Linked DNA regions of Mus musculus: region 2 is linked to region 1. The links are chromatin loops, found by intact Hi-C in ENCODE. Cell type or tissue: heart. All regions are shown on one strand. Each heading gives the region's core, and the rest is flanking DNA. Links, peaks and the distances in the headings are about the cores only. Region 1 overlaps Akap7 (A kinase (PRKA) anchor protein 7). Region 2 holds the start of Gm36228 (a long non-coding RNA gene).

Region 1 (15,512 bases), core at 8,544-11,043:
GTTTTCCATTGCTACTTCATAACTGCAATTTTGCTACGGTTGTGAATCATAATACAAATATCTAATATGTAGGGTGTATTTTTATTGGAACAAAACTGACCCAAAGCTGTTACAGCCCGTTCGTTGAGAACCACTGATTTAGAATATTTAGAGAGAGATATACTTCTGGGTATCTCTGATGGGTGTGTCCAGAGGGGATTAGCTGAGGAAAAAAGACCCACCCTGAAAGAACGCCATCCCACAGGCTAGGAGCCTTGATGAAATAAAAAAAAGGGAAGAAAGGGGGCCTGGGGAGATGGAACTCTTGAGAAGTGTTTGCAGCAGAACCATGAAGACCTGAGTTCAATCCCCAGCACCCACATACAAAAGCTGGATATGGTGGCACCCAGCTGTAATCCCAGCAGCGGGGAGACAGAAGCAGGAAGATTCTTGGGGTCTATTCAGCAGCTGATCTAGCTGAGTCTGCAAGCTCGGAGTTTAGAAGAAGACTCTGCCTCAAAATATTTAGTGAGCAACTGAGGGAGCCACCTGCTCATCTGATAGGTCAGTTAAAATACTGTGAGTCACTCCAGGATTAATCTTCTCAGTTACATATCTTAAAGCTTTGTCTGGAGATGAGCTAGCAGTTCCACAACCTATGCCTATGGCATAGATACATATATGCCATATCAAACATTACAGAAACCTACATGTGCATCCTTGCTTTTGAAATGCAGTGCTGATCATGAACCAATCTAATGGAGGCTCGGGAATAATGCAAGTCTTTAATGGTAATTTAATAATACATATAAAAACAGGTGTTCTACTATTAGAAAAGTAAGAACCTGTTTGTAGTAAGCACTCCAAAATACACACATATGTAAGTCAGAACTATATGCCGAGCATTTGGGAAATATTATTAAGTAGTAGTTGGGATAGTGAAACTTTTATCATAGACACCATGATAATGTGATGGATTAGTTAGACTGACTACTGGCAACAGGATATCCTCATATTCATTTCCTATTTTTTAACATTTATTTTACTTTCTTTCCAATTTCACATAAGCATGCCTTGCATACAGACCCCCTCCCCATCCCACCTCCCCATAAGTATCTCTCTAGCACTTATGTATATCTATTTCATTGTATGACCCAAGGTTAACCAGGGTCATCCATGTGCCTGTGGGTTTACAGCCGTCCATGGGAGCCTGGTGGGCTCAGTATACAGTGATAGGGTATACAACTATAGATAGTGATTCTCCCTCTTCAGGACATATGAAGAGCCAGGAGTGCAGAGGTGGGGTAGAGCCCAGGAGCCCCTCCCCCTTCCTTGACTGACTGTTGATATGGCCCATCTTGGGTGTGTTCAGTGAACATTACTACAATGGATCTGAGTTCATGGTTAAATGCTGGTTTTTAGCTTTATCTCCTGGCAGTTATATAATTCCCTGCATTGTTTTTATTTTTAGTTCTTTGAGAATTTAATAAACATATTTTAATCACACTCACCAGCCTACTCCCACCCAACTTGTATCCTCTTGGTTTTCTTGTTTTAAGACCACAAAGTACAATTTGTACTGTCCACATACTCTTGGACCCACTGCCATCCAATGGAGAATGATCACCCTATCAGTGGCTACACAAAGAAAACCAACTCCCCTGTACAGAATTTTATTTGTAATTTTTTTTTTAAACTGGGAGTTCAACATTTTAACTTTTTGAAAATACACTTCAAATTGAAGGCTCCACAAACAACTCACAAGGTGATCTATCACCGATCCATCCTAGTCAAACAGCTGATTTTGTCAGAAGAGAATTCCCACTTAGTGTTGCCTCTTTAATCCATGCCTCCCAAAATGTCTAATAAACCACAAGGTGTGACCACACACCAGCAGATGGATGGATTTTCAGACTAGCCTAGACCACAACTGCCACTTTGTGCCAGTATCCAGATTAACATCTGATAGGCCAGTTAAAATACTGTGAGCCACTCCAGGGTTAATCTTCTCAGTTACATATCTTAAAGCTTTGTCTGAATCACACAAATATAAATAAATGACCCAAGAATTCCAATTTTAGGTTGCTCTTCATCTGGGTAAGGGGCATGTAAAAATGAAATTTCAAATTTCTTCTTGGAAAACAAGTGTTTTATCAAAAAAGTATATGAAAACTGAGTTTAAATTCAATTTATATATATATTAATTTATATATAATCAATCAATAAATCAATTAATATATAATATTTAGCATATCAAAAGCTCAACTTTTTCAACAATATTATACTTGTTAAATAAGGCCATGTGAGGCAATGGCCAAGCCAGAAGAGTCTTGGTTTTCTTTTTATCACAGCACAGCAGTAAATAGATCCTTCTTTCCATTTACATAATACACCATGCAGATGGCAAACTATAGTCAACCAATTTAAGTTACAAAGGAAACAACCAAGTATCTCGTATTGTGTTGTCATTAAACTATGTGATACTTTTAAACAAACAAACAAAAATGTCCAGTTAACTGAAGTTGTCAAGCAAGAAATGGAACATAGTTCCCTTGGATGATAACCTGATCTCCCTCCTAACATGCTTAAGATGGATTCATTGAGATCAGCCTAAAATGTGAAACGTTCTTAACCATTTCCCCATTGGCCTCTGCAAAAGAAACAAAAGCTTCTCAACTTCGCTCCATCACAAAACAGACATTGTTAGATCACAGAATCTAGATTTCGGAAGATGGTTACTTTAGAGCTCTGTCCCTGAGAGACTGCCGTATTTTGGCAGTTGTTACATTTTTACCTCGGGACTTTCAAATGGAAGTTAAATGGGGAGATGGGGAGACGGAAAAAGTAAGACAGAGAATTAAACTAGTTTGTATTTTAATACAGAGTAACAAGTACCATTAAAACTAGTCTATGGAAGTAATATTGGCCAAAATTCTGAAAGCCAAAATCCATGACTTCTTAGACCCATTCATTGCAGCAGGCTTTGGAATGTTTTTCCTTAAGGATTCTTTGTGAGATGCAAATTTTTTGACAGCCTCTCCTCCCACGGAGTTTTATATGGGGTTATTCTTATAGATATTTACTGAATTCAAGAGAGTTGTGAAGAGTCCGTGTTGCTGTCTGTACTCAAGCCTGACAAGTTGTAATGTCTTCAAGTTAGGTCACAATGAACTTCTTCTTGTCCTTTACATACAGACCCTTTCCTCTCTCTTGGTCCTCCAGTGGATCTTTGCCCCCTATGTGAGCTTGTAAATCCATGGAGTTAACTGACACCTTCCAGGTTTCAGCACAACTGCATCATATGACATCAAAAACTCACCCCCAGTAACATCACCCCATCTCACTAGAAAGGCTTTATGTGTGGACCGGCCAGGAACAGAGGGGAAAGGGTGTTGGAACTGATCTCTATCTTGATGGCGATGATACCTTCCCAGAGAATCCACAAGTAAAACCTCCGTCCCGTGCATGATCTGAATGTGTGTGGCCTTCACATTACACATCACAGAACAGGGTTTTCTAAATTTTATATGATGTGACAGATTAAAAACAAACCAAGAAGACAGTTCATTGTCACACACTACAATCTCTACTCCTATGCACATGATTTCCTGTAATAAAAACTGTGGAAAATACTTTAAGTTTAGGATGTTGGCAAGCTTGTGGTAATAGAGTTGAGATTTCTAGCATTCTTCTTACCCTCTTTTGTAGCTGGAACGTGAGTATGGCATCTGCAAAGTCAGAGATGAATGTCAGGTGTGGAAGCAAGCAGCCTTACTCTCTGACTCACCCCACCTGGGTTCCCAAATTTTACTTCAGAATCTGAGTTTTTATCATCTGCATCTTAGTTTTTATCATCTGCAGTGCCAGTTGTACAAACTATGACAAGTCTGTGTCTTTATTTTTTAAAAAACACCTGTCAGTACCATAGTCTGTCAGTTATCAGTACCAAAGGCTGTCTATTGTCAGTACCATAGTCGGCTGTCTATTGTTCTTCAAGAAAACAGCTGGGAGAAGGGCAATGGCCACTTTAGACTGCAGCATCTACAAACACTCAAGAAACTTCTCTCCAAGCCAATCTGGCTCTAACCTTCTTTCTCCCCTACCTGGTATTGGGATGTTAGAAGAAATAAAGATTGGAAGGGAGGTAGAGACAAAAGAACCCAAATAAAATAGACTGAAAAATTATGCCTACACATACACATGACAAAGATACAGTCATATAGACACAGACACACAAATCTGAGTCAGTCAGTCTATCTCTCTCTCTCTCTCTCTCTCTCTCTCTCTCTCTCTCTCCCTTTCACTCACCAATGCTTTAGCATGACCCAGTGGAAGGGGCAAATGGTGTCTTATATTTTTATAAAAAACAACTTTGTCTTCAAGGACACATTAAAGGTGTCTAAGAGACCAATCTCAAAGAGCTGGTGAACCTAAAATATTTTTTTCAAAGAGTGTAAAACCCACAAAGGTATTTAGCAAGTTATTAGAACCGCGGTTCATCCACAGACAAACACAATGAAGTGCATTTTCTACTGCAAAAAGAAAATGAAGAGTCAGATAAGGACAGATCTATCACCACTCTACTGAGTGGATCTTCAAGTGGGCATATGATATGAGTCACACGCATGCTGCCAAGCTAAATGTTTTAAATGTTTATCAAACAAAGCTCTAGGCTCAAGGATTCTAGAAAGCTCTCAGATTTCTTTCCTGTCTTTCACCCAGTGGGGATAAACAAACCCCACTGATTTCCTTCTCCGAGTTCCTCAAGTGCAAACCAAGGTGAGTCACACTGGCTTGCTTTTTTCTTTTTAAGGTTTATTTTTATCTTTTTGGAAAATATGTTTATTTATGTATGTGTGTGTGAGAGAGACAGAGAGACAGAGAGAGAGACAGAGAAAGACAGAGAGAGACAGAGACAGAGAGAGGGAGGGGAGAGGGAGAGAGAGAGAGAGAGAGGGAGAGGGAGACGGAGACGGAGAAGGAGAGGGAGAGAGAGAGTGCGCACACAGAAGAGGGCATCTAATCTCCTAGAAGGGAACTGGATTTATCCACAGTTGTGAGACCCTCAAGGGTACTGAGAGCTGACCTCAGGTATGAAGAACAGCAAGTGCTTTTAACTGCTGAGCCATCTCTCCATTCCTGGCAGTGTTCCTTTCTGTAGAGAGTTCATACACACACACACACACACACACACACACACACACACAGAGTGCAAGTGCACACAAGCCCAAGTGGGCAGCTTTATGTCCTGGCCCCTAAGTCACACATCACTAGAGATTGGGATACTCAAGTCAGAGGTAAGGATCCTCAGTCAGACATTCAACTGCATGTTCAAAACAAGTCCTTCCCATTGGCTAAATTATCCCCTGCTCAAGTATTCAAGAAGCCCGGATGGAACAAGACAAGCTTTTCAGACTCAAAGGATGATCTCTACCACCAGGCTTCCTGGGGACACTCGCAATGAACAGGATCTCTGCGTGGATTTGGCTCACTCAGGATTCTCCTTAGGCTTTCAACCCTACAGTCTGGGCCTCGTATTCTGTTGGCCTACTACCATTGACAGACTCAGTCATTCATGCTGTCCTGATTTACAATGGTTCTGCTCCAATTTTCAGCTTAACAGTAGAGCAAAAGCAATACATAGTCAGAAGAGACTATGTTTTCCATCTGAATTATGGCCTCTTCCTAGGCTAGCAATGTATAGCATGACTCTTGTCTCCAGACCTCAGGTGGAACTGAGCTGCCTGTCGACCGCATGATCGCAAGAGCAAGCTATCAGCACTCTACACAATGTTGTATACCCTGTGACGTTTGGATACACACATTGAGTCAAAATTGTATTAGCATATCTCAACATTTGGGAGGTGAAGGGAGGAGAATCCTAAGTTCGGGGTCATCCTTGGCTACTTAGTGACCTCAGGCTCTCCGAAGGTGGTAAGGTGGGAGGTAGACAGAGCTCAGCTGGTAAAGTGCTTGCTGACCTGAGCAAGCTTGAAGACCTGAGTTCAGTCACAGAACCCATATAAAAAGGTGGGTGAACAGTTACAAAGGAAAAAGTGTCTTCTCCAAAGAGCCTCACTGGATATAACTGCCACACTTTAGACTCTTAGAATGCTGAGTGTGGGCAAGTTTTTCTTATTAGTCTTTTGCTTATATATTCTGATTTCTGATTGTGTTTTGTGGTGTGTGTGTGTGTGTGAGAGAGAGAGAGAGAGAAAATGAGAATGTGTGTTTCTTGGGGGTTTGTTTGCTTGTTTTTAAAGAAAGGGATAAAGACATGGGTAGGTAGGAAAGTGGGGAGACTGGGAGACTGGGGGGAGTTGGGGAAGGGGAAAAGAGTGATCAAAATGTACTGTATAAAATGACTTGTTAAAATAAGAAAAAATAAAATTTAAAGCTAAAATTATTAAAATAAAACAAAATAGGGGAGGGGAAAAGCTGGGTGAATTGGCTTGTTTGTAATTGCAGTTCTGGGAAACAGAGTCAGGTGGATCCCTGAGGTTCACAGGTCAGCTAAGCCTCCTCAGTGAGTTCAAGACCAGTGAAAACCCTGTCTGAAAAAGAGAAATGTGGACAGCTCCTGAGAAATGATATATGAGTTTGCCCTTTGACTTTCTCACACACACACACACACACACACACACACACACACCCCTTTGTGTCGAATGAGTTACACAACTATAGGTTAAACTGCATGCCACAGTGGGCCTGCCTAAGCTATGATGGCCATTAGGTTATGTGTATAGATGCACTCTCTACTTAAGAGTATTTTCAGCTTGCCATGAGTTTATTGGGCTGTATATAGTCCATCACAAATGAGAAGCATCTGTAAGAGCCTGAGAATTAAGCTCCACTTATCCCTCAACTATTCTTTTGGTTCTCTCTGGTATATTTTTACCTCCTCAGCTTGGGCAGTCCTACCCATCTGTTCACACATACACAGAGCCTAGAATGCCCAGTTTGTAGCGTCCTCATTCACTGATCCTGCTGGTTCACACAGGTGTTTGCTGTGGTTCTCACTGCCCCTGCCCAATGCCGCCCTCTCTGCTGCTCTAAAACGCCTCCTACTCCACCCCTCATCTCCTCCATGCTCAGTTAAACTCTCCTCCCCTCATCTCTCCCACAAGACAAGATTACAAAGTTCTTCCACGATGTGATACCAAAGCCCAAACTGCCAGGAACAAGCCCTCTTCTTTCCTCTCTGCTTCTCGGCAGCCGTCTTAGCTGTCAGTGACACTGTATCGTTCTCCAGGGCTGTGTCTTATTCTGCTTCCCGATCTCCCAGAGAGGAGTAAACACACGGTACTATGTCACCAAATTAGTGTTAACCATGACCAAGACAACTTTTATAAAGGACAACATTTCATTGGGACTGGCTTACAGATTCAGAGGCTCAATCCACTGTCGTCAAGGCAGGAAGCCTGGCAACAGCCAGGCAGGCTTGGTTGGTGCTGGAGGAGCTAAAAGTTCTACATCTTGTTCTGAAGGCGAACAGGAGCAGACTGTCTCTTCCACACTGGGCAGAGCTTCAAAGCCCACCCCCACAGTGACACACTTCCTCCAACAAGGTCACACCTCACTCCCTTTGGGCCAAACATATTCAAACCACCACACACACACACACACACACACAAAATTATTGTTTCTACCTCTGCTTTGAGAAGTCATAAGTAAATACGCTGCTCTGGGAATAAGGCATCTAGACCTTTCCATTTCACCACTGCTTCCTATAAAGTATGTCTCACTTGAAAGTAAACCAGTATTTGAAAACCCTAAACTGCTCATCAGCTTTACAAAGGGGTCAATTACCTTCCCTAAGGAAATAGAAATGGAAAAGAGATGCCTGAGCACTACTGAAATGCCTAAGTCAAGTGCCCACACAGTCCTAGGGGTTTTGGGCTATATTCTCATCCCTGGCTACATCAGGAAAACTGGGTTCCTTCTTCTAGATTCAAATTTTAGCTGCTAAATGACGTTAGGTTTCTAAGGGGCTCAATGATAGATAGGTATATCATCATCGCAAGTTTTACTTATGAGACATCTCAAATGTGTCTTTTCTAACATTTGAAAACATTCCCTGTACTCTGTGGGAGAAAGCTGTAAACCTACGGGGACTATGGATAAGGCAGAGTGCAGAATGTTCTTCTCATAAGGCGGCCTTCTAGAAAGAACTGCATAAACTATGAAAACTGAATACACTTGAAAACAAAAACAGAGGCTGGGCATGGTGGCACACACCTTTAATCCCAGCACTTGGGAGGCAGAGGCAGGCGGATTTCTGAGTTCGAGGCCAGCCTGGTGTACAGAGTGAGTTCCAGGACAGCCAGAGCTATACAGAAAAACCCTGTCTCAAAAAAACAAAAACAAAACAAAAAAATCAGTTTTTAAAAATAAAAAGTACTTTATTAGCACTACTCGAGCTCAAATGCTACGAGCCCTCTGGTACTCTACACAGATCTTTGCATTTCCTTTCATCCTCAAGACAGAGTCTCACTGCCTGGGTGGGACAACAGTACATTTTCTCAAATTCCTCTAACACTTACTCCATGGGAAGGCACAGAGAAGAAATGGCCGCAGTGAGAATGTACAGTGTGCAGGGTGAATATTCAGACACACTTGAGTGAGCCTGCTACTCCATGCAGGAAATGAAGGTAGTTCGAAGGACACTGGAACCATACAGCCACATTGGGAGTGTTCACAAGAAGGCAGAAATCTGAAGTTTGTAATATAAAATCATCCCACATTGGTGAGCATATCCATTCCCCCTGTGGTAAGAAGGAGACAACAGGGATCGAGGAAAGCTTGCTTTAACTCACAGATGGGGCTACACTCCCTACACAGGAAGGCTGGCAGCAGAGCATGGCTATGGGGGCTTGCTCATATTCCTGCACATCGGGAAGCAGAGATCCTCAAATTCCATCCCTAGCCATCTACCTTCTCCATCCAGGCCATTCTTTCTAAAGCAGTGGTTCTCAACCAGTGGGTCATGGATTCCTTAGGGGTCTAACCACCCTTTCATGGGGGGGACACTCAAGACCATCAGAAAACATAGGCTTTTACATTATGATTCATAATAAATAGTAGCAGAATTGCAGTTATAAATAATGGTGGTGGGGGCTCACCACAACATGAGGAACTGAATTAAGAGTCACAGCAATAGGAAGGATGAGAGCCACTGTCCAAAAGGTCACATAGTGTTCGCAAGTGGTGCCACCAGCTGGGGATCAGGTATTCAAACACACACACATACACACACACACACACACACACACACACACACACCCCAATAAGAGACTTTTATCTTCAAACTATAATAAGTGCTCAAATTATGAAACAAATCATCAAAGCTCTTTGTTAATCAAATACAGAAGGTAGGGCTGCCAATGTGTAATCTCTAGTACACACTTACCAAGCTGGAGGAATAGCCAAAGATCTTTAGCGCAATAATATATTCCTAAAATCCAATCCCTGCTTCACAGTTTTAACGCCCAGATTTCCATGCTACTCTTTATCTGAATAGCAATGATGCTATAGAGATGCATAGCAGATCTGGGCTGGGAAGATCTAAGTGTGCTAAGTAGCAAGTATGAAGACCTTACTTGCAACTCCCAACACCCACCAGAAAGCCAGACGTGGTAGAGAGCGTCTGCAAACCCAGCTGCGGAAGGAGACACAGGAGGATCCAGGTGGGTCGCTCAGCAGCCACTCTACAACCAGTGAGCTCCAGCCTCACACTGCCTCAAAAACAGGGTGGAGAGTAACAGAGGAGAGACCCAGGCCTCTATGCAGGCATAGACGCAAAGAAAAGGGGGCAACTCCAGTTTAGATTACACTTAATTATAATAAATTACGTTAGAAGGAGGCATCATTTTAAAAGTCATATTGTCATAATTAAACGAGATAGGTAGAAAAAAATAAAGTATCCGTAATAAACAAAATACAGTTTAAATGTTAAATGGTACAAAAAAATCAGAATTGGTCAGGGCAGATGAAACGGTCACTCTGCAGTAGAAGATGGAGGATGGATAAACACTCTCTACAGTGGAGGAAATGTGATGACCAGCCTGCAAAAGAACAGGAATGCAGAAAACCTGCTGGAGCTGGTGGAACAGAGCCCCCTGCTGGCCACTGGTCGGATGTACACAATAGGTTTTATAATGCAAATTTCAGGATCTTCCATAAAATCCGACCTTTTCATTGTCTTAATCAGCTGGAAGCGAATGAAGCTCCACACCCCCTTTTGAGGTTGCTCTAACCTAGTTACAGTGGAACCTGGAAAACTCGCCAAAATCCACACTGCACAGAGGATCTGCATCGCCCCTCTGTGTGAAAGTCAGCTGAACCTGACAGAAGAGGGCCCCTGCTCGGGTTCTGAAAGCATGAACATCCTCCTTGAAATAGGAGGAGGGTTTCAGATGTGAAACTCAAAACTCAAACTCCACTTTAAATCTTCAGTTTAAAACGGACCTTTGGGGTGATGATGTCTGTCACACTCTGTAACGAGGACTCGAAAATAAAATTGCCTCTTGAACATTTTTTTAAAAACCTTCGATAAACTTCAGTTATATGATGGTTCTTTTAGGATACAAATAGATCCTTTTAATTGAGATGGTGAGAAATCACTTTGGCCGAAGAACTTGAAATATTTACAAATGTGTATATATATATATATCTTCATGTTACTTTAAAGGCATGTAAATCAGGTTGTCTTCAAGTTCACTTCTTGGCAGTGGTGTCTCGCTAGAAACAGTACAGCTGAGTCCCACAGGGCAGGCTCCTGCGAAACGTACCCACCTTCCAGAAGGCAGGTGATGGCAGCTGCCTGCTTAAGGGAAGTTTCTTCCTGTGTACACACTTTCCTCCTGGGAACTAACGGGTTGGTCTCATCGAACCCTGCAGGAGCCTTCACGCATGAGCACCGAGCCATCTCTGTGTGGGTCTTGGCTTCCCCTCAAGTATGTTTTCTTTAGAGAAGCAACAAAGTCTTGACTGTCACAGGCCACCTATACTTCTTCTTCCCGTAGTGAAATTTCCGGAGCCGGTCACTAGCCATTATTAATAGCAGCTACCATGCTAAGGCCAGCTGGGGAGCAGTGTGGCCACGTGATGCGCCCTGAAGAATGTGTTTTCTTTATGCCCATGAAATAAAATTAAACTGGAACAAATTTCCATGGACATTTCAAGACCTAAGAGGCGGAGAGAAAAGTTCTCTCCACTTTTTCCGCTGCGGTGTTACAAAACAGCAACAACCACAAAGCAAACAAACAAAACCTGCAGTGAATTGAAAAGTACACAAGTAACCTGAAATATTTATTTTAGAAGTGATGTCAAGAAATAATGAATAACTGTACTGAACGATGTTCTCAACAGAACTCACCGATCACGATGGAAGACTCACAGTGGTAATAACCATTGCTCTGTTTTTTCTTCAGCATGGAGCAGAGATCTATCTGGTACAATAGTTCTTCTCCAAATCTGTGGTCGATAAATTGTTCATACAATCCAGGCTCGATTTTTCTCACTCCCTTGAAAGGACAAAACAAATCCATGTCAGGCACTCATTTCACTGGGCAGCCAGATCATACGTCTATCAATCTTTCAGAACCTGATAGTACATTTTGGATTCAGAACTGCCTCCCAGCACTTGAAAATAGATGCCACAAAACTGTTGGGTTTTTTGTTTGGTTTTGGTTTTGGTTTTGGTTTTGGTTTTGGTTTTGGTTTTGGTTTTAAGTCTCTAGGCTTGGGGAGGGCTGTATTTAAAGCCATCAATTAAGAGTGCTAATCTGATGTGGTGCACTTGAAACTCAGTACATCTTTAAGCATCAGAGCTGAGAAACCATGAGATGAGACAGATCAAGGGCAGAGCAACCATCAGGGGCAGAGTAACCATTTGCACCATGGACCGGATGGACCGGTGGTTTTGAAGCACTGCGGATCTGTATTTCAGAGGGAGGGGAACCTTCTCATAGTACACAGGGCAGGGAGACCAGTGGGTCTTCTGCATCTTTCTCCATCTGCCTCTCCTGGTTTCCTGTACAGCAAGGGCAGCAGGTGCTGACGACTGTAGCAAGGTCCTCTTGGTGCTACTGTAACCTCCCGGCAGGAAACATCATCCCCTCTCCTCAATACGACAGTGTCCTGACACTGCAACCTCAAGAGACCCAAGACACAGACACTGAGTTTTACTTTTTCTACTAATTTTGACTTTCTACTAATACAATTTCCCCTATTAATAATAAAGATTTCTAGAAATTCCCTATGAGGACAGGAGACCATGTGGTCTTGTTCTATTTCAGTTTCCCTATGCAAATGAAAGTCAGTTTTTAATTTTCACATGAATATGGTTTTAGCCTCAGTGCTTCTTAAAAGCCACTTCCATTATTTCAGTAAATTTGCCACATCAATATTAATATACAGATTGCAAGATGCTTTCGTTTCTACATGCTCCACTGTATGAAGTATCATGTTATTTATCTAGTAGGCTGTTGCCCTTGATAGTTAATAGTATAGTAAGAAATCCTTGTGTTGCGTGTTTAACTGCTCCCTGCCTCCCCTCCCCCCACTTATAGCCCTTCTCAACTCAGTTTGAGAACTCTATTATACCTGCAAAGGCTGAACACTATGGGATATCCCTGACTCCCCTTCATAATAAAAGTCCCAGGTCGATTTGGGATACAAGGAATACATGTCAGTATAACAGGGGTGATTTACAACAAGCCCACAGCCAACATCCATGTAAAGGAAAAGAGGGAATAAGAGAATGCTGTCTGTTCTCTCCATACCTATTCAATACAGTACTTCAAGTCTTAGCTAAAGCAATAAGACAACTGAAGAAGATCAAGAGAGTATATACACATGGGAAGGGAAGAAGTCCAGCTATCTTTAGTTGACGATGGTATGATAGTATTTATTATACATAAATGACCCTAAAAATTCTACCAGAAAGCTCTATAGGGCTGATAAACACGTTCAGAAAAACAGCAGGATACAAAATCAATACACAAAAATCAATAGCCTTCCTATATACGAATGACTAACAAACTGAGAAAGAATTCAGGGAAACAACTCTCACAATAGTCTCAAAAATAATAAAATATTTTTGGGTAATTCTAGCCAGGAAGGTGAAAGACTTGATTAATATAAAATAATAATAATAATAATAAAAAATACACACACACACATATATATATATATATATATATATATATATATATATATATATATATATATATAACTGAAAACAGCAGAGAAAGACATTTAAGAGGATGTCAGTAGATGGAGACACCTTCGTGTGCTGGTAAGATTACTATAGTAAAAAATGGCCATTGTGAGAGGCCGGGTGTGATGGCGCACGCCTTTAATCCCAGCACTTGGGAGGCAGAGGCAGGTGAATTTTTGAGTTTAAGGCCAGCCTGGTCTACAAAGTGAGTTCCAGGACAGCCAGGGCTACACAGAGAAACCCTGTCTCAAAAAAAAAAAAAAAAAAAAAAAAAAGAAGAAAGAAAGAAAGAAAGAAAGAAAGAAAGAAAGAAAGAAAGAAAGAAAGAAAGAAAGAAAGAAAGAAAGGGCCATTGTACAAAAAGGAACCTACAGATTCAATGCAATCCCCATCAAAAGCCCAACACAGTTCTTTACAGAATTTGGAAGGCCAATTCTCGGCTTCATATGGAAATACAATCCCCTACCCCCAAGATACTAAAATAATCCCAAGCAAATAAAGAACTGCTGGGGGTATCACTATTCCCAATTTCAAGTTGTACTCCAGAACTATGGTAATAAAATCATCATGGTATTGGCATAGAAACAGACATGTGATCAATGGAATTCAATTTAAGACCCAGAAATAAGTTCACACCTATGGGCACCTGGTTTTTGATAAAGAAGCCAAAAATACATAGTGAAAAGAAAAAAAGACAGATTGGTCAAATTGGTTGTTTGCATGTAGAGGAATGCAAATAGATAAATTGTTATCACCCTGCACAAAATTCAACTCCAAATGGATCAAAGAGTTCAACATAAAACCAGATACATTGAAGCTGACAGGAGAGGACGTGAGGAGTAGTCGGCAACACACCAGCACACAGCTTTCTTTCTAATCAGAACACCAATAGCACAGGAACAATGACAATAAGTGGAACCTCATAAGACTAAAAAGTTGTTGTGTGGCAATGGATGCCATCCGACAAAGCAGCACACAGGCTACAGAATGGGAAATTGTTTTAAATAACTACACACCTGATAGAGGGACAATATGAGTTTATATGAAGAACCCAAAAAATTAGATGTAAGAAAACAGCCCAATTAAAAATGTGGTATATATCTAAACAGAGAATTTTCAAAAGAGAAATGACAGATAGCCAAGAAACACTTCGAGAAATGTTCAACACCCTTAAGGCATCAGGGAACTACAATTCAAAACCCCTTTGAGATTTCACCCTATACCAGTCAGAACAGCCAAGAGAGAGCTCTGACAGCTCCTGCTGGCGAGGAAGTGGAGAATGGGGACCACTCATCCATTGTTGGTGGGAGTGCATGCTTGTGCAGCCACTATGTAAATCAATGTTGGAGCTCCTCAGGAAGCTGGGTATAAATGTGTCCCTTAGGCAAATACTCAAAGGACACTACAGAGCCACCTGATCAACCATGTTCACTGCCACAGTTTTCATAGCAGCCCGAATTGGAAACAGCCTAGATGTCCATCAATGGATGAATAGATAAAGAAAACATGGCACATTTACACCAAAAACTCTTACTCAACTATTTTTTTAATGGCATCATGAAATTTGCAGGTAAGTGGATGGAACTAGAAAAGATCATCCTGAGTGAGGTCACCCAGACCATATAAAGTAACATCTGGTCAGAGGCCAGTCTATGGAAGGCAATTATGATATATATTAGCTTATATAGATTGTGTAGATTTTAGTTGGTAAGTCTTTAATAAGCAAGCTGCAATCCATATAACCACAGAGGCTACAGATAGAGTGAGGGACCTGGGGTGGGGAGAGAACAGATCTCCCTAAGATGGGGAGATGGACAGTTATGGATGGAGGAGGGTAGGGGTAACTGGAATGAATGGGAGGATCAAACGGTAAGGGTGAGGGAGACAGGTTAAAAGAGATACGGATAAAACTCAAGGCCATTCGAAAAATTGTATGCAACCTAATGCAGTAGAAGCTTTCTAAAATATATACATGTATGAAGGCTACCTAAAGGAAACGGCTTAATAACAAAGGAGATGGGCCCCAACTGGATAGTTCTCACCTCCAAATGAACTTTCTACTACAGGAAATGAGTCATAGCTAATTGAGTTGCTGGCCATATGGATCCCATTGGGAACTCCCAAAAGACCCAGGGTACTGCCAGGGCTATTGGTTGTTCTCAGTGAGAGCAAGGCTCTGTCGCTGCAGACAACATGTACAACTCACTAAACATGGAGAAGTAGAGCTGGTGCCTAACAGAAGCCCTCACGCCTACTGACTAGTTCATGTTCACGGTTCAGGAAGGTGCTCTGCACATTACCAAAGGAGAAA
Region 2 (15,512 bases), core at 6,213-8,712, 260 kb before region 1:
GCCCCAGTACAGGGGAACGCCAGGGCCAAAAAGTGGGAGTGGGTGGGTAGGGATTGGGGGGTGGGTATGGGGGACCTTTGGGATAGCATTGAAAATGTAAACGAGGAAAATACCTAATTAAAAAAAAAAAAGAACATTTAGGTCGGAGTTCTTAGCATAGTCAAGCAGGAGAAAGGACTTACTAGAGTGATCGCAGGAAGCTCAGAGAAGTAGTAGGTGGACTGGAAAAGCAAGTTCCAGGGCACAAATGTCACTCATTCTGGGGTTTGCTAGGGAGGAGGCCACCACTGGCCACAGGGTAGCAGATGTGGCTGTTTACTTTGTTGCCAGGAAGTAGAACTGATCACATCAAAAGCCAAACATCCTGCTGTCACCAATACCATGCAAAGCAGAGTTGGGCAGAGCCTTCTGAAAACCCAAGAGTGTTTGGAAGAACCGAAGAAATAAATGCTACAGTCTGCTCGCATATCCACGGGGTCTGCATCTTCAGATGCAGAGGAAAAAATATTTGACAAAAATCTACACCTTTGTCTTTGACATTGTGCCTAAATACTGTGTGGTGAACCAACTACTGACACCACATTGTGCTCGGTACTTCAGGTAACCTCGAAGTGATGTACAGCAAGATTGATAACATGTACAAGTCCTATGTAAGCACCATGCCGTTTCATATAGAAGACTTGAGCATCTGCGGATTTCATGTACGTGGGGGACTTAGACCCCACCTCTCATGGGCACTAAAGGAACACTGTGTGCCCAAATTGCAAGAGACAGCCTAAGGATCCGTTTTTCTGGATTCCGTCATTCTGTGTCACCTACTCCCTAAACACAGTGAGTGAATGCAGAAAGGGCCATGTGAGGCAGCTCAGTGGAGTGCAATTTGCAGTCATAACAGAGCAGATGAGGTGGTAAACTGTCAAGGAGCGGTGGCCAGGATGTAAGCAACAGAGTGCAACCATAAACAAACAACAAATAAATGCATAATATGCTGTCCTTTGTGGAGGAAAGGGGGAAAACACATACAAAGCCAAGCACTAGTGGGAAGAAAAGAAAGGATGTGAGAGCTGCCTCTCTCTGTTAGGGCGCCGTGAGGTGCAGGAGGGATGAATGGAGGGTAGGCTTTCTGTCTGAATCCTGTTGCCAGGTCACTATCTACGAAATAATACAATTTAATTAAAATGTCATTAATTAATTAAATTTAATTTCATGCTGAAATGAAAGGCAAATAAAACAAATGAAGCAGGTTATGACCATAAAATTTTAGGGTAAGTCTAGATGAATTCCATATAACTTTAAAATCAAATATCGTCGTCATGCATTATAGATAAATGTGTGTGTGTGTGTGTGTGTGTGTGAGTGTGTGTGTGTGTATACCTTTATCATTTACTCCTTGCATTTTTGCCTAAAATATAAAGAAACTATATTTTAAAAGAAAACTATAAAGGGATCTGCAACCCTATAGGTGGAACAACATTATGAACTAACCAGTACCCCGGAGCTCTGGATTCTAGCTGCATATGTATCAAAAGATGGCCTAGTCGGCCATCACTGGAAAGAGAGGCCCATTGGACACACAAACTGTATATGCCCCAGTACAGGGGAACGCCAGGGCCAAAAAAAAAAAAAAAATGGGAATGAGTGGGTAGGGAAGTGGGGGGGAGGGTATGGGGGACTTCTGGGATAGCATTGGAAATGTAATTGAGGAAAATATGTTATGTAATAAAAATAAATTAAAAAAAATAAATAAAGGAAAAAAAACTATATCAAGGTCTAAGGAAATGGTACATCAGTGAAAGACTGGGCTCTGAAATTCTGATGACCTCAGTTTGCACCCCTAAAACCACACCAAAGACAGACATAATAACGGGCATTTCCATGATGCCAGGACTTCTGCACAGACATGAGAGTCAGAGATGGAAAGTTCCCCAGAGGCTTGTGGCTCAGCTACCCTGGAACATACGACAGTGAGACAGCAAAAGACCAATAGCCAAACAAAGTGGAAAGTAGGACTGGTATTCAAAGTTGTCTTCTGGCCTACATAGTTAGAATGTCCCAGGATTCACATGCACACATGTGCACATACTTACATGTATATACACACACATGTACACACGTGTGTGCCCATACATAGATGCATGCATGCACACAATAAAAACAGTTTTATTTTTCCTTAGAAGTCATGTCATGATAATGTATGCTGAAGATATTTGATTTTAAAACCATTTGAAGTCATGGCTGTGCTAATTGCCCTGACTTAATAATTATAGAAGATATTCATACATCAATACATAGCAGTATATCTCCCAAAATGTGTACAGCTGCTACTTATCAATTAATATAAAGCAAAGTTTAAAAAAAGATAAGATCAGTTTCTAATTACCTCTGTAAGAAAGATTTCAAAACAGAACTTAAAAAAAAAAGTATATGGTAGAGCTGGAAAGGCAACAAGAGTTAAAACTTTGTGTGGGAAGAGCAGGAAAAAAATGACAAAAATTATAGATTTTAAAAATGGGGAGGAACCCAGGATGAAATCAACTTGTGGAAACCATAGTAAGCTATACACAGATAGCAGGAAAGGTGGCAAAAATACAATAAAGACACATTTGAAGTGGAGAAGAGAAAGTAACAGACCTAGCAGAATAGCTTACATGCTCAAAGTCAGGATCTTCAACATGGAAAACAGTACAGAGCAAAAATACAAAGGGAGAAGTGGAGAAATCTCCCACAGTAAGCGCAAAGCGCAAAACACTATGTAATGACAAATGGGAGTTGGAAGTTATCAGTGTGAACTCATGTTTTTTTATGACACATATATGTATTCTTAGAGTTCTGTGCATCACATTTACAATCTCCTCTTTTAGAATTTGGGTTTTAGTCTTTTGCACTATGTCTCATGAAAAACATCTAGATCTTGTGCACCAAAAGGAGAAATCAAAATTTCATTGAGTTGCATAGAAAGAGATCAGGAACCTGCTTGAAGAGTAGCCCATTGAGCAAACACTCATATTCTGTGGCTGTAGTTCATTAAAACCCATTGAATTTATTTGTTTGTGCAGGTTTGTGTGCATGTAACTGCATGTGCATGTGTGTGCATGCTAGTGGAGGTCAGAGGTCATTCCCCTGGAGCCGTTTGACTTGTTTATTGAGGTAGAGTCCATCACTGGCTTGGTGCTCGTAGACTGTAGAATAGACTAGGTTGGGTAACTGGAATTGTAATTATATTATACTTCACCTGGTCTCCCCCATCCCAAAGAGGTATTGGGAATAGAATTCAAGAAGTTGTATTTGTGTGGCAAGCACTTTACAGACTGAATCATTTCTCTAGCTTCTGAAATTTATAGACTGTGAACTAAAAACCCTTAAGTCCATAGTGATAGCAACGAGAAGGAATGGTGTGGGGGTGGGGAAAGACCTCACCGTTCACTGTTTGAGGTCCTAAGTAAATAAACTAACACTTAGCTTTGGAGTATAGAGAACAGAGAAAGGTTTAACCCACTTTTGAGAAAGGCTGGACTTCAGGGCAACCCAAAGGGCCCAGTGGTGAACTGTCCCGAGTCAGCACCATCTTAACAACACTTCACACCTGGCTAAAATACAGACCACCAATGAACTTGTGAGGATACTTAATCAGTGACTACTGGGAAACAGGGCATCTGTGCGGGGGCCACCGTAAGCCCGGAGACTGGTTTCTGGTTGCAGTGAAGAGATCAACATGCCGCTCCACCCCAGTGGCCTCTCTTAGCATCTCTAGGTTGTCAAAGAGATCTCACCTGATACTGAAGTAACACGCACAAGGCAGAATGCATTCTAGCCTGAGGCATTTACATAGAATGGAGACTTTATATTCCATTTAAGAAATAAGCTTACCAATAGAAGAATGAAACAGATGACCTCAGAACTTGAGTTGTGATTATTTTCCTCATGGCGCACAATCTCCTAGGTAAGTCGGCGTCCCGGCTGGATCAGAGTCCTGGGGAAATAACCAGATGCAAAATATAGTCTCAAAATAGATTATGTTTCGAACAAGCCACATATACATGGTTTTTAAGACACTGAAAGGATGTTTTGAAATAAACTGGTTTATTATTATACTTAACCCCTTTAGAAAATTAGGGGAAGCCGGGCATGGTGGCACACGCCTTTAATCCCAGCACTTGGGAGGCAGAGGCAGGTAGATTTCTGAGTTCAAGGCCAGCCTGGTTTACAAAGTGAGTTCCAGGACAGCCAGGGCTATACAGAGAAACCTTGTCTCGAAAAAAACAAAAAAACAAAAAAGAAAGAAAATTAGGGGAAATACTGCTTTAGTTTCACAAGGAAAAAATGCTTTCATCTTAAAAAGAAATAACCAAAATATTAATGGTGAAATGTAATAATAACTAAAGTTTCCTTTAAAACAATGTATGACACATGCAAATTTTAGATATCTAGGACATAATTAGAAAAATATTTTTCCAGTGAGTTATTTTTTATAATAGAACACTGTATTCTTTACAGTGTATTGGAAAGCTTTCATATAGATGAGTGGTTGAGATAGAAACTAGTCAGGTAGGGCAGGGATCCCAGAGCAATAGTTCCAACTGAGAACGTCCTTGCTGGAGGCCAAGAATGTCAGGGCAGAGTTTTGGTTCCAGTTTCTCTGTCAAGTCCTAAATGAGCACCTCTGCCCGAGGCTGCGGATGACTACGTGACTGAAACTGAGCAGGGCACCTGGACACCTTGTGGTTGGGCCAACTGGACCGACCAGCTCACCTCCTTTCCCGAGCCTCTGTCTAGTTTCTACCACAAGTCCTTGAAGGAGCCCCCAGATCAGCTGCTCACTGGTATCTTACTTCTCCACCTTCTGTCCTCTCCCATCCCCTCTGATCGCTCTCCTTCTGAGATCCGCAAGCTTGGGATAGCTTTCGGCATTGTCAATTTTTCTGGAACCCTAGTTCCACAAGCAAAGCGCACCGAGATCGAAGAAAAACTCTGCCATTCTCAAAAACACCCCAGTATTTCCATATGGGTGTCTTTGGGGACTGTCCTTTGATCACCCTAAACTGTTGTTCTACCTAGCCGTGAGGAAACACTGTGCCACGGATGACAGAGTGATGTGTTTGTTTAACTAAGTGCTGTTGGAGTGTTATTATGCCTCCCCAGTGAGAAATCACTCCAAGCACTTAGAGATAAATAAAGGAAAAAAACTCTTCAATAATAGCCGCCACTAGCTCAGGCTTCTGTGTGGAAGAGAACCCACCTGAACAGAAATCCCTGTCAACTTAACGTAGCTTTGCAGTCCCAAGTTACACTTTGAGCAATTAAACATGATTTACGGAGACAGTAATTCCATGGCTCGGTTGTTTAGACAAACGGGGAGATTAATGATGCAGAAATTATCTCAGAGACTGACCTCGGCTGCCTTTCCCAGGGCAGCTGTCGGCCAGGGTCACCCTAGTCGCCTGGCAAAATGTAAGCTCTCCCTGATAAGGGAGGGCTTGATTAGTGGCTGTCAGCCAGGTTTGGGTTCTTTAAGCCGCCCAAGCCCAACAGAGACAAAGCTCCCGCAGCTGAATTGTACTTTTGTGTAACTTAGCATTTTTTAAGTGAGCTTATTGGTAAATCCTTCATAATAACACTTCATTATTTCCATTTCCCTCTTTAGTGTCACACACTGAGAAACTCGGAAGAGCAGAAAGGCACCTTCTCACAGTTTTGCAGGCAAAAAAAAAAAAAAAAAAAAAAAAAAAATCACTAGACTTGGCAGAAACTCTACCTTCTGCAGGTTGTGGAGACCATTCAATGCTTCTTCTCAGCTTCTGGGCTGTGCCAATGATTTGGGGGGGCTCCTTAGTTTATAGAAGCATCAATCACACCAATCACAGATGCCCCTGTACCAGCCATCCAGTCAGGGTTCTCTAGAGAAGCAACTTTTGGCGCGCGCATGCGCACCTGTGACTTATTAGAGCGGCTTTCAGACTGTGGTCCAGCTGGTCCAACAGTGGCTGCCCACAAAGGGGAAGTCCAAGAACCCAGTAATCCACAAGGCTGGATGTCTCAGGTGCTCTTCAGTGCATGTTGGAATTGCAAAGAAGTAGGCCCTCATAGCAGTGAAGAAATGAACTTGCCAGTGAGAGGGAGGGAAAGCAGACAAAGAGCAGAATCTTCCTTCCTTCTACCATGCCCCGTGTGACAGGCTGCCAGCAGAAGGTGTGGCCCAGGGTGAAGGTGGATCTTCTACACTCAAATGACCCAATCAAGAAAAACCCCTCACAAGTCTGCCCAGTTTCGTTAAGCTGACAACCAAGGACAGCTATCACATCTCCCTACCCTATTTGAGGGGACAGAATTTCCTATCATGCAGGTGACTCTGAACTCTCCATCTTTCTGTTTCCACCTACAATCTCTGGGGTTGCAGGCATGCTTGGCCACGCTCAGCTCAGCTCTCTTCCCACCCCACCCCCCTTCTAGAAACAGTACTGGATTGAAGCCCATCCAAATTACCTCATTTTAACTTAACTACACCCATAAAGACCCTGTCTCCAGTTAAGGCCACATTCTGCAGGCTGCGGTGGCCTGCGATTCTAGGATGCTAAGGCAGGATGAAAAGAGTTTAAGGTATCTTGGATTAGTTAGATAGTAAGACCTCGTCTCAAAACAAAACAAAATGGAGGATTGCACTCTCGAGTTCCTGGGAGCACAGCAGGACTTCAATGTACTCAAGCCGTGTCAGTGATGGAGAGAAAAGCCTGAAGCTGTGACCTCTGGAAGTCACTACCCAGAGGATGGTGTTGCATATGGGGCTCACTCCTGCTAGCTTATCACATTTCCTGAAATTGAAACACAGGTTGGGTGCTCTACTCCCAAGAAGAGCTAACAATACAATGTAGCTGGTGCTGGCCATGCTCGCACAAGCACAATGTAGCTGGCCTCCATGCACACAGGGAGCCAGGAGTGCAACCATTTCTTGCCTCTCACTGGAGCAACACATTTTTCTTTTGCCCTAAAATTCCAAGAATCCGCCAAAACTCATTCATTATATTGCACTACAAAAATACTTTCCCTATTTCTCTTGAGAGTGAGTTAGATTTCCTTAAGAAATGTCTTGATCTATCCCTTAGGACTGGGCTCCACAACTTTGCCCTTTGATTGGTAGTGGTTTTCTGTGATGGTCTCTGCCTGATGCAGTGGTGAGGTGGGGCATATGGGAGGTGTTGGTGGGAAGAAAGGGAAGGGGGACTGTTGTCATTGTATCATCTTATCAAGAATGAAATATTTTCTTTTGAAGAGAGAATTGTCTTGATTCTGAAAAGTGGCCTTTGCTCTCACCTCAACTCACAGCAGGTGATCTTCAGTCTTTTGTCTTTTTGTTTGAACAATGTTGATAATAAAAAAGAAGATAAAGTAATATTATCTAATGATTATGTCCCTCTAGTACCTGGATATGGAAACACAGTATATACATCTTCAAACTTTGTTATTAAAATGTACTGCACAAGAGGGCGCTAGATTAACATATAATAATAAGACAGCCCCACAAAAAGACCCATGCACACAAATTAACATTAGCCTACACTACCTTTGAGTCATTGTTTGTTTCACAGCTGAGAATTGGAAATATTTACTTGCTGAAGACATTCCTCATATAACTCAGTATGTTCACATCTGAGAACTGCAGTGTCTTTGAATAAATCCCCAACACACAAGTGATTTAGAAGCAAAGGCGTTTCCCTCACAGGTTGTGGGACTCCAACACTTCTCCAGCCTCTGAGGGTGGGCCAGTGACTTTCTGGCTCCTTAATGTATAGAAACACCAATCACACCAATGTGGCCTTCATCTTCACAGATGTGCCTGGGCTTGGTGAGGATTCTCTAGCGAGTCCTAGAACAATTGTGTGTGTGTGTGTGTGTGTGTGTGTGTGTGTGTGTGAGAGAGAGAGAGAGAGAGAGAGAGAGAGAGAGAGAGAGAGAGAGAGAGAGAGAGAGAGAGAGAGAGAGAGAGAATTATAGTTTATTTAGAGTTTATTTTGTATGGGTTTGTGCATGTTTGCATATATGCATGTGCTTGTGTGTATACATGCAAGTGGAGGCCAGAGGTCATCACACACACATACTACACTACACACTACATGCACATAAACACACACATGCCTGGCAAATACATGCCTATCACTCCATCTGAAATAGCAATGAGATCTTAAGTTATTAAGCCTTTTACTATCCATATAATGTGTGCTATTAAGCAATTAGAGGCAGCTGTCAAAATAAATTAAGTAAACTTTACCAGTGGTGCAGCATGCCCTTAAAAAGGTTATTCATCTCCATGGTGAATCAGTTTAAATCTGGACGAGAATTATGCGGAGTGCACACAGCATCTTGGAAGGCTTGCTCTTAACACTTCTTCCTGCAGAGATATTTATAGGTGCTTTGAGGAAGAAGAAACCAGCAAAAGTTTTAGGAATATGAACAAATGTATGGAAACATCCATGTATCATTCCAAATTTGCCTAGTTTAAGCATTTACAATACAAAGATTTGTGTTTATGTAGAGAAAGAAATTCTTAAGCTGTAAATAAAGCCCAAGAGGAAACTGGGCCACAGTGATAAATCCACTACTGTAGTCAAGTCGTCCACTGGATGATGAATTTATTTTTTATTTTTTAAATTCTAAATGTGTGTATAGTGGTGTGTGTGTGTGTGTTTGTATGGTGTGGTGTATATGTGTACACATGATGTGGTGTGTGTGTATCTTTGTATAGTGTGATGTGTATGTGTGTACATGATGTGGTGTGTGTGTATATGGTGTGGTATGTGTGTGGGTATGTTGTATGTGTGTTGTGGTGTATGTGTGTGTATAGTGTGGTGTGTGTGGTGTGGTGTGTATGTGTGTGCATGATGTGGGCTATGTGTTTGTATGGTGGTGTGTCTGTATGGTGTGGTATGTGTGTGGGTATGTTGTATGTGTGATGTGGTGTATGTTTGTATATGTGTGTGTAGTGTGGTGTGTGTGGTGTGGTGTATGTTTGTATATGTGTGTGTAGTGTGGTGTGTATGTGTGTTCATGATATGGTGTGTGTATGTTTGTCTGGTATGATATGTATGTGTGTGCATGAGGTGGTATGTATGTGTATGTGTGTGTGTGTGTGTGGTATATGAGGGGTGGTGTGTATATGGTACGATATGTGAGGGATAGTGTGTGTGTGTGTGTGTATGTGTGTGTGTGTGTGGTGTGGTGTGCATGTGGTATTTGTAGTGTGTGTATGGTATGATGTGTTGTATATGCGCACTTTGTGTATTGTATGTGTGTATGGTGTGGTATGCTGTGGTGTGGTATGTGTGCTCTGTGTGTGTATGGTGGGGTATGTGTCTGTCTGTCTGTCTGTCTGATGTGGTGTCTGTGTGTGTTGTGATGTATATATGTTTATGGTATGGTATGCGTGTATGGTGTGATGTGTGCATGTGTTTATGTGTGGTGTATGTGCATGCCACAGCATGCATGTAGATATCAGGTAGAAGGTTGTGGGGGTCAGTTCTCTCTGTCTTTCCTCCATGCAGTTCCTGGAGACTGAACTCAGGTCATCAGGTTTAGCAGCAAGAGCCTCTAACCAATGAGCTATCTTTCCAGCGCAATAACCAGGATTTTTGTATTTTTTTTTCTTTACTAACTCTTTTTCATTACACTGTGTGGATGCTGGACTAGGTGGATTTGGGTCTAAATCCCAAACCCTGAAGCCTAATTTTCTTACCTCTAAAGTAGGACTAATATTCCTACTTGGTATGTGGAAATTGCCATTTTAAATCAGATAATGTTTGCACTTTACACAGATCAAATAATAATATCCGCTGTGTTTTCAGGCTGTCTTGCTTTTGGCCTCTCTCAGCCTCCTTACATTCTGTTTTAATTGGTTTATTGAAATGTCGGCTGCCCGTCCTGTTGGATGATTTGTTGCTTTCACTCATCTCCTCTTGGTGCCTCCCTGGACCACCCCACTCATGCCCTACAGTTATTCTCACCAACCCTTGGGGGCTGCTCTGCGAGAGCCATGTAGAACAGTTAAATGCAGCGTGCACTTAGCGTTCGTAGGGTGTTCAAAGCCATACTCATTTTCTTGTGTTCATTTCAGCTCTGCGGAGGGTGCAATATCGTACTGTAACTTGTCGTATTAGGCAGAATTGTCTTGTTGTGTGTATGTGTCTGTGTAGAGGTGTTTTGCTGTATGGACGTCTGTGTACCGCTTGCATGCCTAGTGCCCTTGAAGGCCAGAAGAGAGCATTGGAGCCTCTGGAACTGGAGCTACAGTTGTAAGCTGAATGAAAGCACCGGGAATCATCCTCTGAAGGAGCAGCCAGTGCTCTGTAGCTGCAGAAGCAGTTTTTAATAAGCTATCCAGAGAATCTCCACCTCTTTTTGTTTTTTTGTTTGTTTGATTTATTTTTATGTGATCATTAGAGGTTCCATACATTTAGCTAACAATACTGTTCAGAAAAGTGGACCACACAGAGTCCTAATAGAGCAACCCTGTATTTAAGGTGTATTTGGGGGTCTGGAGAGATGGCTCAGTGGTTAAGAGCACAAATTGCTCCTCCAAAGGTCTTGAGTTCAACTCTGGGAATCCACAAGTCAGCACTTAACTGTCTGACACTATCTTCTGGTGTGCAGATGTACATACAAAGTACCCATATACGTAAAATACATAAATAAATCTTAAGGCTGCTCTCAAACTACATATTATGACTGTTTGGAAAATATGAATTTGACTACAGAAAAACTATTTTCTGTCCATTTTGAAACTATGTGTCTTTAACACTTCTGCAAGCAATCAAATCCAATTATATATATGTATATATATATATATATATATATATATATATATATGGCCTTGAACTCAGAAATCCGCCTGCCTCTGCCTCCCAAGTGCTGAGATTAAAGGCATGCACCACCACCGCCCGGCCAAATTCAATAATATTATTTTCTCAGAACGGATCTTTTTTTTTTTTAAGATTTATTTATTTATTTATTTATTTATTTATTAATTATATGTAAGTACACTATAGCTGTCTTCAGACACTCCAGAAGAGGGAGTCAGATCTTGTTAGAGATGGTTGTACGCCACCATGTGGTTGCTGGGATTTGAACTCAGGACCTTCAGAAGAGCAGTCAGTGCTCTTACCCGCTGAGCCATCTCTCCAGCTTCCCAGAACAGATTTTATAGTGTATTCTTTGTTAATTAAAAGCAGAATTCTAAACAGCAAGGAACAACTCACAGTCATTATTTTTTAACTATCTCCTTTCTCAGAGCTTCCTAAATAGAGCTGATAAACCAGTTTGTAGTCCTCTGAACTTAAAATTCTGCAGAAAATTCTGCTTCATCTACAAGGTGCCAAAAGCAGGAGCTTCATCAAGTGCAGGACTGGTCACCTTTGTTTCCGTACTGTGCTGATTCACAAGTCAAGTCCCCACTTCCTATTCACTCTCTCTCTGGACACCACGATACTGTCCTCTGGGATCCAATCCAGGCCTTGTGAGCACTGGGCAAGCACACCTCTGCTAACCTTTGTGCCTAACTCAGCCTTGAGCCTTTGCAAAGCTTGTAGAAAGCGTTCCTGATGAGAAAGATTGCTGACACAACCAGGAGGGATGCTACCGTCGACAGGGGCTCCTCTTGCTGTGTTAAATAATTTCCCATATCTTTGCCGTCCAGATCTGCCTTCTGCTGTGCAATTTCCATCACAATATAGCAGATTGGAGGTAATATTGGGTTTGCAGAGCACAGCGGGCTTGAGAACTACTGCAGTAGCAAAAAATCTCTGCTTCAGAAACCCCCTTCTGACCCTTTCGTTTTTCCTTTTAAACAAAACAAATATTACTGAACCTTATAGGGCCCCAAGCACTGCACAAGGTTCTTCTGTATGTTGCTAATTTAGTTCACACTTGGAACCTGCAAAGATCCAAAAACCACAACAGAACGAACTGTTCTGATACCATCAGAGACGGTAATTACTAGCTCAATCATTTCCATCTCTTAGGACAGTGACTACATGTTCCACTGAGCACCAAGTCTTGATTTAAAGCTATCCCCATCCACATCCAGGTTATAGTAGGATGGCATGGGTAATTTATCTATTTTTGCCTTGGTCGGGTCCAGACCAAATAAAAGCACAAATTAGTGATTTGAGGACACTGAACTGAAAGGGATGCTGTACAAAGGTGGGGACAGGGAGTTGAGAATCAATACAAATGGAGCAGCAGACAAAAGAAGGCAATGGTGCGTGGGAGGAGAGAGCTGTCATCTGTTCAGGACAAGCAGCAGGGTTGTGCTTAGCAGAGTTTCTCAGGCTGCTGTGCAGAGAGGGTCTCGGGACGGAAGATGACTTCTGTGGCAGGTGGATGAAGGCGATCTGCTGTGGACGGGCAAGACAATGACGAGTTGTCGGGTTGTGATGGTTCATATCCACAGTCAACTTGCTACGTCTAGAATCTGCTGTGACACCCACCTCAGGGCTGTCTCAGATGGTCTATTTTTTTTTTTTATACTGGTTTACAGGTTTTACTGAAGAGGGAAGGCTCACCCTGAACGTGGGTGGCATCGTGCTGATATCCTCACTGAATCAACAGGGATGGGGAGAAAATGTACTGAGCCCTCATCCTTCTCTGCTTCCTGACTGTGTGGAATGTGACAGCCACTTCATATCCCTGACAGCTTGCCGTGATGGACTACATGGCTGCAAAATGTGGGCCACAATGAATGCTGCCTTACTCTCTGTGTGTGTGTTCTAATTTTTTATTTATTTACACTCCAGTCATTGCCTCCCCTCCTAGTCCCCCTTACACAGTTCCTCATCTCATTCCTCCTCTCCCTTGCCTCTGAGAAGTTACTTTCTCTCCCACCAAGCCTCTCCCTTCCCTGGCGCCACAAGTCTCTCTTCTCCCACTGAGGCCAGACCAGGCAGTCCTCTGCTATATATGTGCCAGGGGCCTCTGACCAGCTTGTGTATGTTCCTGGTTGGTAGTTCAGTCTCTGGAAGCTCCCTGGGGTCTGGGATGGTTGAGATTGCTGGTGTTCCTATGGGGTCACCCTCCCCTTCAGCTTCTTTAACCCTTCTCCTAATTCAACCATGTGGTCCCCGACTTCAGTTCCATGATTGGGTGTAAGTATCTGCATCTTTCTCAGTCAGCTGGTGGTAGGGCCTCTCAGACGACAGCCACACTAGGTTCCTGTCTGTAAGCACATCATAGCTTCAGTAATAGTGTCAGGCCTTAGTGTCCCTCATGAGATGGACCCCAAGTTGGGCCTGCCACTGAACAGCCTTTTCTTCAGTCTCTTCTCCATTTTTGTCCCTGCCTGTGTTCTTTTAGACAGGAGCAATTCTGGATCAGAAATTTTGACTGTTGGTTGATAGCGCCATTCCTCTACTTGAGGCCCTGTCTATCTACTAGAGTTGGGCTCTTTGAGTTCCCTCTCTCCATCATTGGGCACTTTGGATAAGGCCATGCCCATTGAGTCCTGAGAGTCTCTTACCCACTGTGTCTCTGGTATTTTCTAGAGGGTCCCACCACCTACCATCCCCCCAAGGCTGCATATTTCCATTTATTCTCCTGGCCTTCTGGGCTTCTCTCATGACCCCCATACCTGGTCCCTTTTTCCCTTTTCCTTTCCCCCTCCTTTCTCCCACTCACGACTCTCCCTCCCTCTGCCTCCCATGACTGCTTTCTTCTCCCTCCCAAGTGGGATTGAGGCATCTTCACTTGGGTCCTTCAGCTTGTAGCTTTGTTGAGTCCTGTGGGTTACATACTGTATTCTGTACTTTTTGGCTAATATCCACTTATTGGGGAGTACACAGCATGCAAGTCCTTTTGTGTCTGGGTTACCTCACTCAAGATGATACTTTCTAGTTCCATCCATTTGCCTGCAAAACTCAGGATGCCCTTGTTTTTAATAGCTAAATGTTATTCCATTGTGTAAATGAACCACATTTTCTGTATCCATTCTTCGGTTGAGGGACATCTGGGCTGTTTTTAGCTTCTGGTTATTACAAATAAGGCTTCTATGAACATAGTGGAACACATGTCCTTGTGGTATGGTGGGGAATCTTTTGGGTACATGCCCAAGAGTGGTATAGCTGGGTCTTCATGTAGATCTATTTCCAATTTTTTGAGGAACCACCAGATTGATTTGCAGAGTGGTTGTACCTGTTTGCAATCTCACCAGCAATGGAGGAGTGTTCCTCTTTCTCTACATCCACAACAGCATGTGCTGTCACTTGAGTTTTTCAGGAAGATTTTGCTGACAGGACCCTAATATAGCTATCTCTTGTGAGGCTATGCCAGTGTCTGGCAAATACAGAAGTGGATGCTCACAGTCACCTATTGGATGGAACACAGGGCCCCCAATGAAGGAGCTAGAGAAAGTACCCAAGGAGCTAAAGGGTTCTGCAACCCTATAGGAGGAACAACAATATAAACTAACCAGTATCCCCCAGAGCTTGTGCCTCTAGTTGCATATGTAGCAGAGGATGCCCTAGTCAACCATTAATGGGAGAAGAAGCCTTTGGTCTTGCGAAGATCATATGCCCCAGTACAGGGGAATGCCAGGGCCAGGAAGCAGGAGTGGATGGGTTGGGGAGCAGGGTTGGGAAAGGGTAGAGGGGACCTTTGGGATAGCATTTGAAATGTAAATGAAGAAAATATCTAATAAAAAAGTGTCCATAGGTGTGTGGGTTTATTTCCAGGGCTTTGATTGTATTCCATTGATCCACCTATCTGTCTCTGTACTAACACCATGTGGTTTCTGTCACTATTGCTTTGTAGTACAGCTTGAGGTTAAAAAAAAAAAAAATGGTGATTCTCCCAGGACTTTTATTGTTGAGAGTTGTTTTTGATATCAGGGAATTTTTTGTTTGTCCATGTGAAGTTGAGAACTGCTCTTTCCATGTCTCTGAAGTGTGGTGTTGGAATTTTGATGGGAATTGCATTGAATATGTAGATTGCTATTGGTAACATGGCCATTTCCATGAGCATAGGATATCTTTCCATATTCTTAGGTCTTCTTCCGATTTCTTTCTTCGGGGATTTGAAGTTCTTGTCATACAAATCTTTCACTTGTTTGTTAAGAGTTACACTAATCTCCCAGGAGTGCTAACACACCTGACAGCACAGGTAAGACCACCACTTCTCTGAAGGACCCTCTCAGAGCCCTCAGGACACAGGAACAGTCAGGGACAGGATCCTTCCAGTTTCCATATGTGCCTGGAGCTGACCCTGTGCCACATCTCCCTGAACCCAAATCTTGCCAGGAGAGAGCTGGTCTCCCAGGAGTGCTGACACACCTAAGAACACAGATAAGGCCACCTCTTCTGCTCAAATACCTGGCCCAAGAGGGACCTGCCCCGAGTCCTCAAGACATAGGAATCAAGGAAGCAGCCAGGGACAGGACCCCTCCAGTTTCCATCTGTGCCTGGAGCTGTCCCTATGCCACAGTTCTCCATACCCAAATCCTGCCAGGAGAAAGCTGGTCTCGAGGAGTGCTGACACACAGA

Evidence for each region. Hi-C counts contacts between places; a loop is a spot of excess contacts. Peaks named below come from ENCODE experiments on the same cell type or tissue, not always from the same donor. Only the 100,000 strongest peaks of a DNase experiment are listed, where the experiment ranks them.
Region 2: it touches region 1 in a loop (7-fold over the local background); 34 of 42 quality-filtered maps call a loop at or near these places.

Annotation. Positions count from the first base shown.
Region 1 is chr10:25,209,255-25,224,766 of GRCm38, forward strand. It overlaps Akap7 (A kinase (PRKA) anchor protein 7), which reads right to left. Exons shown (of 8, transcript NM_001379238.1): 7 at 11,357-11,504. Among named protein-coding and RNA genes, the nearest start is that of Gm25016, 49 kb to the right of the region's middle. In heart, for the core only: CTCF peaks have their summits at 10,100 (motif pointing left) and 10,303; no DNase peak of the experiment used is centred there.
Region 2 is chr10:24,953,781-24,969,292 of GRCm38, forward strand. Gm36228 (a long non-coding RNA gene) reads right to left here and starts at 6,160. Exons shown (of 5, transcript XR_871528.3): 1 at 5,753-6,160; 2 at 3,868-3,970. In heart, for the core only: a CTCF peak has its summit at 7,468 (motif pointing right); no DNase peak of the experiment used is centred there; H3K27me3 peaks cover 663 bases.